Regions from separate parts of the Homo sapiens genome. Here region 2 is linked to region 1. Evidence: chromatin loops called from intact Hi-C (ENCODE). Cell type or tissue: CD4-positive, alpha-beta T cell. All regions are shown on one strand. Links, peaks and the distances in the headings refer to the core of each region. The heading gives the core; the rest is flanking DNA. Region 1 holds the start of SYT5 (synaptotagmin 5). Region 2 overlaps BRSK1 (BR serine/threonine kinase 1).

Region 1 (5,364 bases), core at 275-5,274:
TCCAAGGTCACACAACCAGGAAATGGTCCTTCTTGGTTGGAAACCTAGGGCTGTCTGGCTCCCAGGCAACCACTGCACTCTGCACTGAGAGACTTAATTTTCAGACCCTGCAGTGACCACTTTCCATTCCAACGGCCTCATCCAATGCAAATGTCTTTTATCCTCTCCAGGCTGCTGCTGCACTGGCCTCGTCCCTGGATCCCTCGCCGCAGATCTGTCCTACACAGGGTTCCAGAGGAGTCATCCTAACACCATCTGACCCTGTCCCTCTCATGCTCAAAACATATTTGTAGCCTTCATCACCTTCATGACATGGATACTGCTGAGTTCTCCAGACACTTCACTCCAGAGTGCAGCTATTGTGAGAAATGACTCTTTGTTCCCCAAATAAGCCTCAGAATCTGGATATGGGGCCTGAATCTGGATATGGGGCCTCAACACATGCTCCAACTTGGACTAGAATGTCCTTCTCTCTGGTCTCAGTTAACTCTGTCCCTCAGGTCTCAGTGCAGAAGTCACCTCCACCACGAAGCCTCCTCTGTCTGACCCTCTGTTTTAAACTTTTTCCTACTGTAAATATGTCCCATTTTCTGAAAAAAATCAGCATATTTTAAAGTATTCTGGCACAAAGCTGGTTTTCAGCTTTCAGAGCCATTTATTTATTTATCTATTTATTGGAGACAGAGTCTCGCTCTGTCACCCAGGCTGGAGTGCAGTGGCGCGATCACAGCTCACTGCAGCCTCCACCTCCCGGTTTCAGTGCCTCAGCCTCTCGAGTAGCTGGGATTATACCACACCACCATGGCTGGCTTTTGTATTTTTAGTAGAGACAGGGTTTCATCATGTTGCCCAGGCTAGTCTTGAATTCATGACCTCAGGCAATCTGTCCACCTCAGCCTCCCAAGTGCTAGGATTACAGGCGTGAGCCACCGCACCCGGCCCAGAGCCAAATATTTATATGTTTCTGTAGGTTTCTATACAGTGGGATGCCTTTTCTGTGCTCCTATGAGACCCTGTAGTATGGCACATATTACCCTGTGTGGTGAGTGTCTGTGTCAGTGCCTGACTCTCCCACCAGACTGGGAAGTTCTTGGGAATAGCAACTAGTTCTGTTCCATCTCTGGGTCCCCAGAGTCCAGTTGAGGGCTAGACACACAGGGAGGATGAGCCAGTAAGGTGGGTTCCTATAGGACAGAAGGGAGCAGGGACTGGGACCAGCTGGGCCATTGAGAGGAGCAGGGTGCGGGAAGGGGCCAGGTGGAGGGGCTGGGCTGGGCCACACCTTGTCTATGTAACTCTGGCCCAGCCCCTTCACTTCCTGAAGGTGGACCTGGGCTTGGGCCTGGCTCTTCTTGCCTGTCCGCCTCCGACAGCTCTTCCGGTAGAGACAGAAACAGCAGCTGAAGATGAGGAGGCCTGAGACCAGCACGATGGTGGCCAGGGCCCAGGGGGGCACTGCAGAGGGGTGGAGACAACACACATTGAGGCCTGGGCAGCACGCAGGCTGATTCAGTCCTGATTACACGTGGAAGCTGGAATGCTGGCCTCCTTTTCCCTCCAGCCATTTTCATTGCATTTCTTCCTGTGTTTTTCTTCCACCTAATGTGGCCTATAGAGAGATTCGATGCCCCAACCCAGGCTGACACCATCTGGATTTGCTTGCTTGTTAGTTCTGCCTTTCCTTACCCGACCCCGCCCCCCATTTCTGCTCAACTCCTGATGCTTTTACAAGAAGCCCTGCTCCTCATCGGGCCTGTTTCCTTATCTGTAAAAGAAGAGCTAGGTGGACCTTCCAATTCTAAGATCCCATTCCATGCAACACCCCTTGATCCGGTTTCGATTTTTTTTTTTTTTTTTTTTTTTTTTTTTTTGCAAATCTGTTCCTTCCTTTTACCCCATTTCGTTCGCATTCCAGTCCAGGATGACGACCCGGGATCCCAGCCGGATTTTCCAGCCCGCCTGCCCGAGTACACCCGTCCGAATCCCGCCCCTCGGAATCCTGGCCAGGCTTTCTCTCTGCTCGGCCCCCCACCCCCGGGTCTTGCTCACCTGGGCCGTGGCTGATGCGACTGGAGTCGGGAGGCGTGTCGGGCGATGGAGGCCCCGGGGTTGGGGGCTCCGGGAACATGGTGGCGGGGTCCTGGAGTCTTTTCTGCAGAGACACTCAAGCACCCTAGTCCCCCATTCCCACCCCAGACGTCCTTTGAGCCCCACGCACAACAAAGAACTCCAACTCCCATGAGGCCTTTGCGCGAACAGCCGCGCAGAAACCGGACAGCCACCGCGAGTCATGCTGGGAGTTGTAGTATCAGCCTCCCCGCACTTGAGAGGGGGTGTCCAGGACCTAGTTCCATCCTAAAGGGATACCCTCTTCCTCCACGGCCCCACAGGCATCCCGCTGACTTCTGCCTCGTCCTCGCCCCTCCGCAGGGTCTGAACCGGAAGCGGGCGAAGGCAGACGTGGGAACCAGCAGACCGCGTTGCCCAGAGCAACAGCCGGGCTCCTCTCAAGCGGGGTGAGAGCAAAGCTGGTTGCCCGGGCAACGGGTTGTTGCCAGGACAACGGGCGGGGCTGACGCACAGACGCGGAGTCCCGGCGGGGCAGGCTCGCTCCGGGGCCCACCGGTGCCTGGGAACCCCCCAATAGCCCGACTGGGATCCTGAGGTCCCGCGAGGTGGGGAGCGGGCAGCCTGTGGTCCGAGCGCCCACAGCCGACTGCTCCCTCCGCACCTGGTCCTGGGAGCTGAGACGCAGGTTCCCTCTTCCCTCTCCCCAATTTTGCTGGAGGGCGGGTCGGGGGCTGCCCGGTGCCTGTGCTGAGCCCCCTCATCCTTCTTGGCCTGTTGGTCTCTCCACGCATCCGTGCTGCTCTCGTGACCGCCTCGGTCTCCACGCTGCCTCTTGACCCCACATAGGCGTCTTCCCTGTGTCTGCCTCCCCAACCCGCCTGTCTCTCTTCCCTATCGCCTGGCCTCTGTCTCCAGGGTCTCTCCCTCTCCCCTCCGCCTGCGCCCCACTCCCCGCCCTCGGCTCTTTGTCTTCTCCATACCTGTCTCGCGTCCCCAGATCCCTGTCTCTCCGCTTCAGGCTGCTGCCCTCCCTCTGGTTGTCTCCCCAGTGCCCCAGCCCCCACTCGCACACCCCTTTCCTCTAGGGATGCGGATGCGGATGGGCTGAGGGCGGGGGTCCCAGCAGCTCCTACCTGCTCGGCGGCTGGACGGGACACTCCCGGGAGACGCCGAGGCGCCAGCCCCGCCCGGACCCCACCCCCTGCACGTGGGCGGTGGCGCTGTCCCGGGTGCTGATCGCGGAGCTCTCCGGGGCGGGGGAGCCGCGGAGCGGAGCAGGATCCCGTGCGCGCGTGTGTGCCCGTGTGCGTGTGCGCGCGTGTGTGGTGTGTATTGTGTGTGCCCGTATTTGGTCTCGGGTAGGCGGAAAGCCCTGCCCCGCCCCTCCTCCCGCCTCCACCCGGGAACCTCGATGACGCCCACAGATGTTTATCCTGGTGCTTTAGCATTTTCTGCCTTCTGGTCCAGTCGTTGGCCGTCCAGACCACTCCACTCCTCCCGCCCCAACACACACGACACACACCCTGTATAGCCCAAAGAACGGCATGCCAGGATACTCAGTCCTAGGACCTAGGAGACCCCAGACCCCCATTGGAGACCCAGACTCTGCAGGGTTCAGCATCAAAGTCCCCAGCTATCAGCCCCCAGACATCGCCCTCTAAGTTCCCCTAACACCAGTCCCAGGAGGCGGCCAGTGCGGTGGCTCATACCTGTAACCTCAGCACTTTGGGAGGCCGAAGCAGGAGGAATGCTTGAGCCCAGGAGCTGGAGACCAGCCTGGGCAACATAGCAAAATCCCGTCTCTACAAAAATGAGCCAGCGTGGTGGTGCGCACTTGTGATGGCAGCTACTCTAGAGGCTGAGGTGGGAAGATCACCTGGGCCCAGGAGGTCAAGGCTGCAGTGAGCCACTGCACTCCAGTCTGGGCAACAGAGCAAGACCATGTCTCAAAAACAAAAACAAAAACAGAACAAAACAACAACAACAACAACAGAGAAGAGTAAAAGAAAAGCTCAGAAGGCAAGTCCCCAAGCACCTAGCTCCAGCGAGCCCTGTCCATACTGCCCAGACCCTGGACACAGACGTCTGGACACTGCCTTCTCTGAGAGACTCAACCACCCAAACCTACATTTTTTCATGTGCAAATGTGTGGGTCCCTCTAGTCCCCTCCTGGACGTTCGCCTCGATCCCTAGATACCAGGAACCCATCCCTACTCCCAATCCAATATTATTTCCAGACCCAGAAATCCATGGGACAACTGTCTCTGGGGAGAACAGTGATTTAATAAATTATGGGATAGAAGGAAAAATACATGTGGATGGTGGGGTGCAGAGAGACCTTGGGCACAGGGACTCCCTCCGACCCCAGATTATAGAAGACTGATTTGGTTTCTGAAGTAAAATCAAGGCAGGATCCTTCCTGCCTTTGGTCCTCAAGTAGCCAGAACTCCAGACCCAAATTCCTTCCTGCCTCAGAATCCAGGCCCCAGCCTGTTTCTTTCTGCATCCTGGAAAGACCTAGGGAATCCAAGCTATCATCCCTCTCCTCCTTCAGGGAACCAGGAATCCAGATCCCCAGCTCCCATAGGACTCATCTGAAGCCCACCAGACCACTCTCTCCTGGGGAAACCAGAGTTTGGGATACCAGCCCCCTCCTCCCACAGCACCCAGGAGTCTGGGAGCCCAGCCCTCTGCTCTTCCAGGAATCTGGGCTCAAGTGGGTGTCCAGAGCTTGAGGATGCCTGGGCTGCCGACCCAGCCCCCTCGTCACTTAGACCTCCAACTTGTGGGCCTGGATGGCGGCCACGTTCTCGTAGATGAGGTTTTCGACATCCTCATACGGGACTTCCTTCTCGGCTGGGGCCTGGGCTGACTGTTGGAGGAACCGCAGGATGCACTGATGCAGGAATACGTACTGAGCCTGGGAAGCAGGCACGGGAGTGAGAGGCGTCCCCCCAGGTCTGAGCTGCGTGGAGCCCCAGGGTCCCTCGTCCCACTGCCTCCCGTCCTGTGTTGCTGAGGGACTGCCTCACCTCAGTCTGCACCATCAACGGCCGACTCTCTCTCATCTTCCTTACAAAGCTGAAGGGCCCAAGGAGACCCTCGGACTGCAGCTGCCGGAGCAGGACGTCCAGGGCAATGAGGGTTCCTGTGCGACCCACGCCAGCACTAGGCAGAACAAGGGAAGGGTCAGACCAAGGGGCAGGAGTGTGAGGGTCCGGGGTCATGGCTGATTGGAGGGATCTGTGTTTGAATGATGACAATAACTATGCCTGCTCACACCTGTAATCCCAG
Region 2 (5,364 bases), core at 139-5,138, 120 kb after region 1:
ATAACAAGAATCAACTGTATTGTTGTTATAATTTGTTTTGGTTTTTTTTTTTGTTTTGTTTTTTGTTTTTTTTGAGATGGAGACTTTCTCTGTCACCTAGGATGGAGTGCAGTGGTGTGATCTCGGCTCACTGCAGCCTCCGCCTCCTGGGTTCAAGTAATTCTCCTGCCTCAGCCACCCGAGTAGCTGGGATTACAGGCGCCCGCCACTTTGCCCGGCTAAATTTTGTATTTTTAGTAGAGATGGGGTTTCACCACGTTGGCCAGGCTGGTGTCAAACTACTGAACTCAAGTGATCCTCGCCCCTTGGCCTCCCAAAGTGCTAGGATTACAGGTGTCAGCCACCATGCCCAGCCTGTTGTTATAATATTTAATCCAGACCGTACCCTTCCTGGCAGGATCATTATGTCCGTTTCACAGAGGAGAGGAAACTGAGGCTCTGTGCTTGAGCATCAGGCAACCAGAAGTCAAACCCAGGCTTCCGCACCCTAAGATCGGCATTCAGAGGTGCCTTCTCTGTATCTCCCCATTCTCCGTCCACAGGCCTCAGATACCAGGGGCAACTGGGAGCTTGCAACACCCGGAAAAGCCCTCAAAGGCTCACACCATCACCTCCCATGAGTCTTTGTCCATGGGGGGTCACCTTGGCTCCCCTCCAACCCTTGCCCTGGTGATTGGAAGCATTCCCTCCCGTCCCGTATGATACGTTCGCTTGTTTGTTTCCTGTCCCCTCTGGAATGCAACTTCTCTGCTCATTCCACCACCTTTGCTGATGACTTGAGTGTCGAGTGTGTGTCAGGCAGCGTCCCAGGCCAACTCCAGGAGGGCAGGGATGTGATTTTGTCCCCTGCTTCATGGCTGGTGGCTACGTCAGAATGCAGGATGTGGTGGGGTCTATGGTCAGTGCGTCACAGCAGCCAGCCTGTAACAGTCCTGACTGTGGGCCCAGCACTGTCATGTACTAGGTCAGTTCATTCTGATGCAGTCCGTGAGGTGGGTGCTGTGACGACCCATTGCCATTTTCAGAGCAGTGACTTGCCTGAGGTCATGCAGGTATAAGCCCCAGAGCAAGGATTCAAAGCAAGGCAGGGGACCAGGTGCGGTGGCTCACACCTGTAATCCCAGCACTTTGGGAGGCTGAGGCGGGCAGATCACCTGAGGTCAGGACTTCAAGACCAGCCTGGCCAACGTGGTGAAACCCCATCTCTGCTAAAAATACAAAAATTAGGCTGGGTGTGGTGGCTCACGCCTGTAATCCCAGCACTTTGGGAGGCTGAGGCAGGTGGATCACTTGAGGTTGGGCATTTGAGACCAGCCTGGCCAACATGGTGAAACCCCGTCTCTATTAAAAATAAAAAAATTAGCCGGGCATAGTGGCATATGCCTGTAATCCCAGCTACTCGGGAGGTTGAGGCAGGAGGATCGCTTGAACCTGGGAGAGGCAGAGGTTGCAGTCAGCCAAGAACACCTCATTGCACATCAGCCTGGGCGACAAGAGCGAAACTCCATCTCAAAAAAGAAAGAAAGAAAGAAAAGAAAAGGTGTCAGCAGGGCCCTGCTTCCTCTGGAGGCTCTAGGGAAGGATCCTTCCTTGCCTCTCCTAGCTTCTGGTGTCCTTGGCGTTCCTTCAGTTGCAGCTGTATCACTCCCATCTCTGCCTCCGTCATCACATGACTGTTCTCTGTGCCTGCGTCCTCGTCTCCTCTTATAAGGACACCAGTCATTGATTTAGGGCTCAGCCTCATTCAGGTCTCTGCTCCCATTGCACCTCCTGGGAGAAGCCTCACTCAGTCGCTCGTCATTGTATAGCTATTTGTTTGGAGCTGTGCAAGGGCAGAGGCCTGTTTTGTTCACTGCTGGATCCCTGACCTGTAACGGATGCTCACCTTTTGTTGAATGAGTGAATGAGAGACAACCGTTTCGAAACTGCTGTGGGGGGAAAGCTGTCTAAAAGGAACAGCCTCCACGCTGCAATTCTAGCTTCGTAAGCGGGGCTCCAAGCTGCTCCTTGCCAAGTGCCTGCTGTGCCACGGACGAGCTAGGGGCCTTTGGCAAATTGCTGAGCCTCTCTGTGCCTCAGTTTCCAACCCCTTAAGGTGGAGATCACCGTAGTTCCCCACCTCCAGTGCTTGTGGTGAGGGTGAAATGTGCTAATGAGGGGTCCTGGTTATCTCTTGCCCAGGGGGCTCTGCCCTTTGATGACGACAACCTCCGCCAGCTGCTGGAGAAGGTGAAACGGGGCGTCTTCCACATGCCCCACTTCATTCCTCCAGATTGCCAGAGCCTCCTGAGGGGAATGATCGAAGTGGAGCCCGAAAAAAGGCTCAGTGTGAGTTGAGGGGGGGACCGGCGGAGGGGGGAACAGTGGCCGATGAAGACAGAACCCCCTAGAAAAGTCATGGGGATGGGTTTCCAGAACCTGCTCGTCAGTCCCCAGGGTGACTGGGATCGCCAGCTGAGCCGCAGCCCAAGGTCCAGCACAGCTGCCGCTCCAAACTGGGGAGGGGGCTACGCAAGATTGGGGCGGGGAGCTCCAGGCAGCGGGAGGGCGCAGGAGTAAGGAGGCGAACAGGATGCCACTGCGCATGCGGCAAAGTAATGCGGCCGGTCCGGGGTACACGGAGACCGCGCGTGCGCGGGGCGATGCACTCAGTCGCCACTAGAGGGCGATGTAATATGTCATCCTGCCCCCGGTGGGGTGGGCGGGGAGATGATCAGGGACCCCAAAACCACCCCAGTCTTTCATTGCGCGCCTACATGTGCCTACGACCTCACTTCTGCTTCTCTACGACTCACCACCCTCACAGCTGGAGCAAATTCAGAAACATCCTTGGTACCTGTGAGTATGGGGTAACTGGACTCTTGGGTCCCTGGCGGAAATAGGGGAGGGGCCAAAGCAGTAGAAGCGGCTGGGAGGGGTGGGATGCCAGGGTTCCTGAGAGGCAACGGGCTAGGGACTCGGACTTATGGGTCCTGGGGGAAGAGGACACAGCTAGAGAAGGAGTCTAGGGGTCAGAGGCAGGAGGGGCTAAGCTAGGAGTCCAGGACTCCCAGGTTTGAGGGAAAAAGGGACTGGGGGCCTGGACTCCTGGATCCGAGGGAGGAGGGGCTGGGGGCCTGGACTTCTGGGTCTGAAGAAGGAGGGGCCGGGGGCCTGGACCCCTCGGTCGGAGGGAAAAGGGGCTGGAGGTCTGGACTCCTGGGTCTGAGATGGGGGGCGAGGTCTGGGGCGTCTGGATTCCTGGGTATGAGAGAGAAGGGGCCGGGGCCTAGACTCGGATTTCGGGGTCCGGGATCATTGAGTCTAGAATGAAGAATGCTGAATCTCAGAAGCCCGGTTCCCAATAATGTTTCTCCACTTCCCCAGAGGCGGGAAACACGAGCCAGACCCGTGCCTGGAGCCAGCCCCTGGCCGCCGGGTAGCCATGCGGAGCCTGCCATCCAACGGAGAGCTGGACCCCGACGTCCTAGAGAGCATGGCATCACTGGGCTGCTTCAGGGACCGCGAGAGGCTGCATCGCGAGCTGCGCAGTGAGGAGTAAGACCCCAAGACCCCTGCACCCGTGTACCCACGTGGGGCGAGCTGCAGCAGCTCCCTGCGCACATGCAGAGTGCTGGGCGAGGAACCCTGGCCTCTCATGGGGCATGGTTTGAAGCTCCCGCCTGGGAGTGATGGAACCAGCGGAGAAAACGGCCCAGAAACACGCTGAGAAAGTATTAATAGATGCTGCGACATAGTACTTACATATACATAGTACTTACAAATAGTTCTTGCCTGGATGTTAGGTGTTACAGTGTTATTATAATTGAGTGAAACACAGCTGAGATGTACCCTAAACCAGAGAAACTGACCATACTGATACCTAGAAAAAATGGAACCATGGGCAGAAATACAGGGAGCGGAGGAGACCTCCTCTGAGCATTGATGTTGGACCTCAGCCCTCTGCTACCTCTTTCCACCTTTCCCACCCCCTGCCTTAGGGAGAACCAAGAAAAGATGATATATTATCTGCTTTTGGATCGGAAGGAGCGGTATCCCAGCTGTGAGGACCAGGACCTGCCTCCCCGGAATGATGTTGGTGAGAAGGCAGGGCTAGGGGACCAGACACCTGGGTCTCGAGATTGGAAGAGGCTGGCCACGGGGACCCCAGATTCCCAAGGAAAGAAGGGGCTGCAGGCTCTGAGCTTCCAGCTTTAGACTGCTTGACTTGCTCTTTGACATTTATCAAATCCCCTCTCCACTCTAGGCCTGTTTCCCCATGTGTGCAGTTTCTGAGGCAGTTGTACACAGCTGGGTGAAACCATCTCTTGATTGGGTTGAAACTGTTGTCCCTCAGACCCCCCCCGGAAGCGTGTGGATTCTCCCATGCTGAGCCGTCACGGGAAGCGGCGACCAGAGCGGAAGTCCATGGAAGTCCTGAGCATCACCGATGCCGGGGGTGGTGGCTCCCCTGTACCCACCCGACGGGCCTTGGAGATGGCCCAGCACAGCCAGAGGTGGGAGCCCCTGTCCCTCCAGGAGGATCCACAATCCCTGGGTCTAGGAGTTCAAGATTCTAACCCCAGCTCTACCTCAAATGTGCTGTGTCCTTGGGACAATTCACCTCCCCTCTCTGGGCCTCATTTCCTCACCTGGAAGGACTGTAGAAGTGAGGGAACATCTGTGGTTTTTGAAACCCTCCCATCTGATTTTTTTTTTTTAAATCTATCCTGGAAACAGATCCCGTAGCGTCAGTGGAGCCTCCACGGGTCTGTCCTCCAGCCCTCTAAGCAGCCCAAGGGTAAGGCCAGGTCCCCAGTGGGATTTAAGAAGGAGAAAGGGGTGGAGACATGGAGCAAAGATTGAGTAGCAGAAACTACAATTCCTGTGCAGTCTTGAGACTTGCTTCTTTGTCCCTGGAGGGCCAAAGACCCAAGGCCTCCAAAGTATTTTGGTCCATTGGCCATTTCTACCTCCTTAGGATTGCATGCCTGAAGAGATTTTACAAAAGTTAGTTGAGTGCCTGCTGTGTACTAGTATCTGCACCGGCTGGGTTTTCAGCCCACAGCATGATAGAAAGTCTTTGCTATCCTTGCTCTGGGGCCTGGGAAGGAGGATACTTGGACTACAAGTTGCAGCATGCACCGGGCCAGCGTCCGTGAGTGTGCGTGTGAGTGGGGCTCCTAGAGCCTCCTGGGAGTTGTAGTCCACTCGCTTATCTCAGTCTCCTGTCCTCTGCAGAGTCCGGTCTTTTCCTTTTCACCGGAGCCGGGGGCTGGAGATGAGGCTCGAGGCGGGGGCTCCCCGACTTCCAAAACGCAGACGCTGCCTTCTCGGGGCCCCAGGGGTGGGGGCGCCGGGGAGCAGCCCCCGCCCCCCAGTGCC

What was found. Peaks named below come from ENCODE experiments on the same cell type or tissue, not always from the same donor. Only the 100,000 strongest peaks of a DNase experiment are listed, where the experiment ranks them.
Region 2: it touches region 1 in a loop (1.9-fold over the local background); 1 of 110 quality-filtered maps calls a loop at or near these places.

Annotation. Positions count from the first base shown.
Region 1 is chr19:55,176,914-55,182,277 of GRCh38, forward strand. It overlaps SYT5 (synaptotagmin 5), which reads right to left and starts at 3,376. Exons shown (of 9, transcript NM_003180.3): 1 at 3,204-3,376; 2 at 2,050-2,173; 3 at 1,283-1,455. The coding sequence starts at 2,128. It overlaps PTPRH (protein tyrosine phosphatase receptor type H), which reads right to left. Exons shown (of 20, transcript NM_002842.5): 19 at 5,103-5,238; 20 at 4,334-4,990. The coding sequence ends at 4,841. RefSeq lists an enhancer at 2,842-2,921 and silencers at 2,909-3,321, 3,202-3,391. In CD4-positive, alpha-beta T cell, for the core only: no CTCF peak of the experiment used is centred there; DNase peaks (open chromatin) are centred at 2,518 and 3,318; H3K4me3 peaks cover 1,221 bases; H3K27me3 peaks cover 3,674 bases.
Region 2 is chr19:55,299,331-55,304,694 of GRCh38, forward strand. It overlaps BRSK1 (BR serine/threonine kinase 1), which reads left to right. Exons shown (of 19, transcript NM_032430.2): 8 at 2,182-2,328; 9 at 2,807-2,838; 10 at 3,367-3,537; 11 at 3,981-4,078; 12 at 4,337-4,496; 13 at 4,720-4,780; 14 at 5,221-5,364. Among named protein-coding and RNA genes, the nearest start is that of BRSK1, 18 kb to the left of the region's middle. RefSeq lists a silencer at 3,911-4,205. In CD4-positive, alpha-beta T cell, for the core only: a CTCF peak has its summit at 2,675 (motif pointing right); a DNase peak (open chromatin) is centred at 2,611; H3K4me3 peaks cover 874 bases.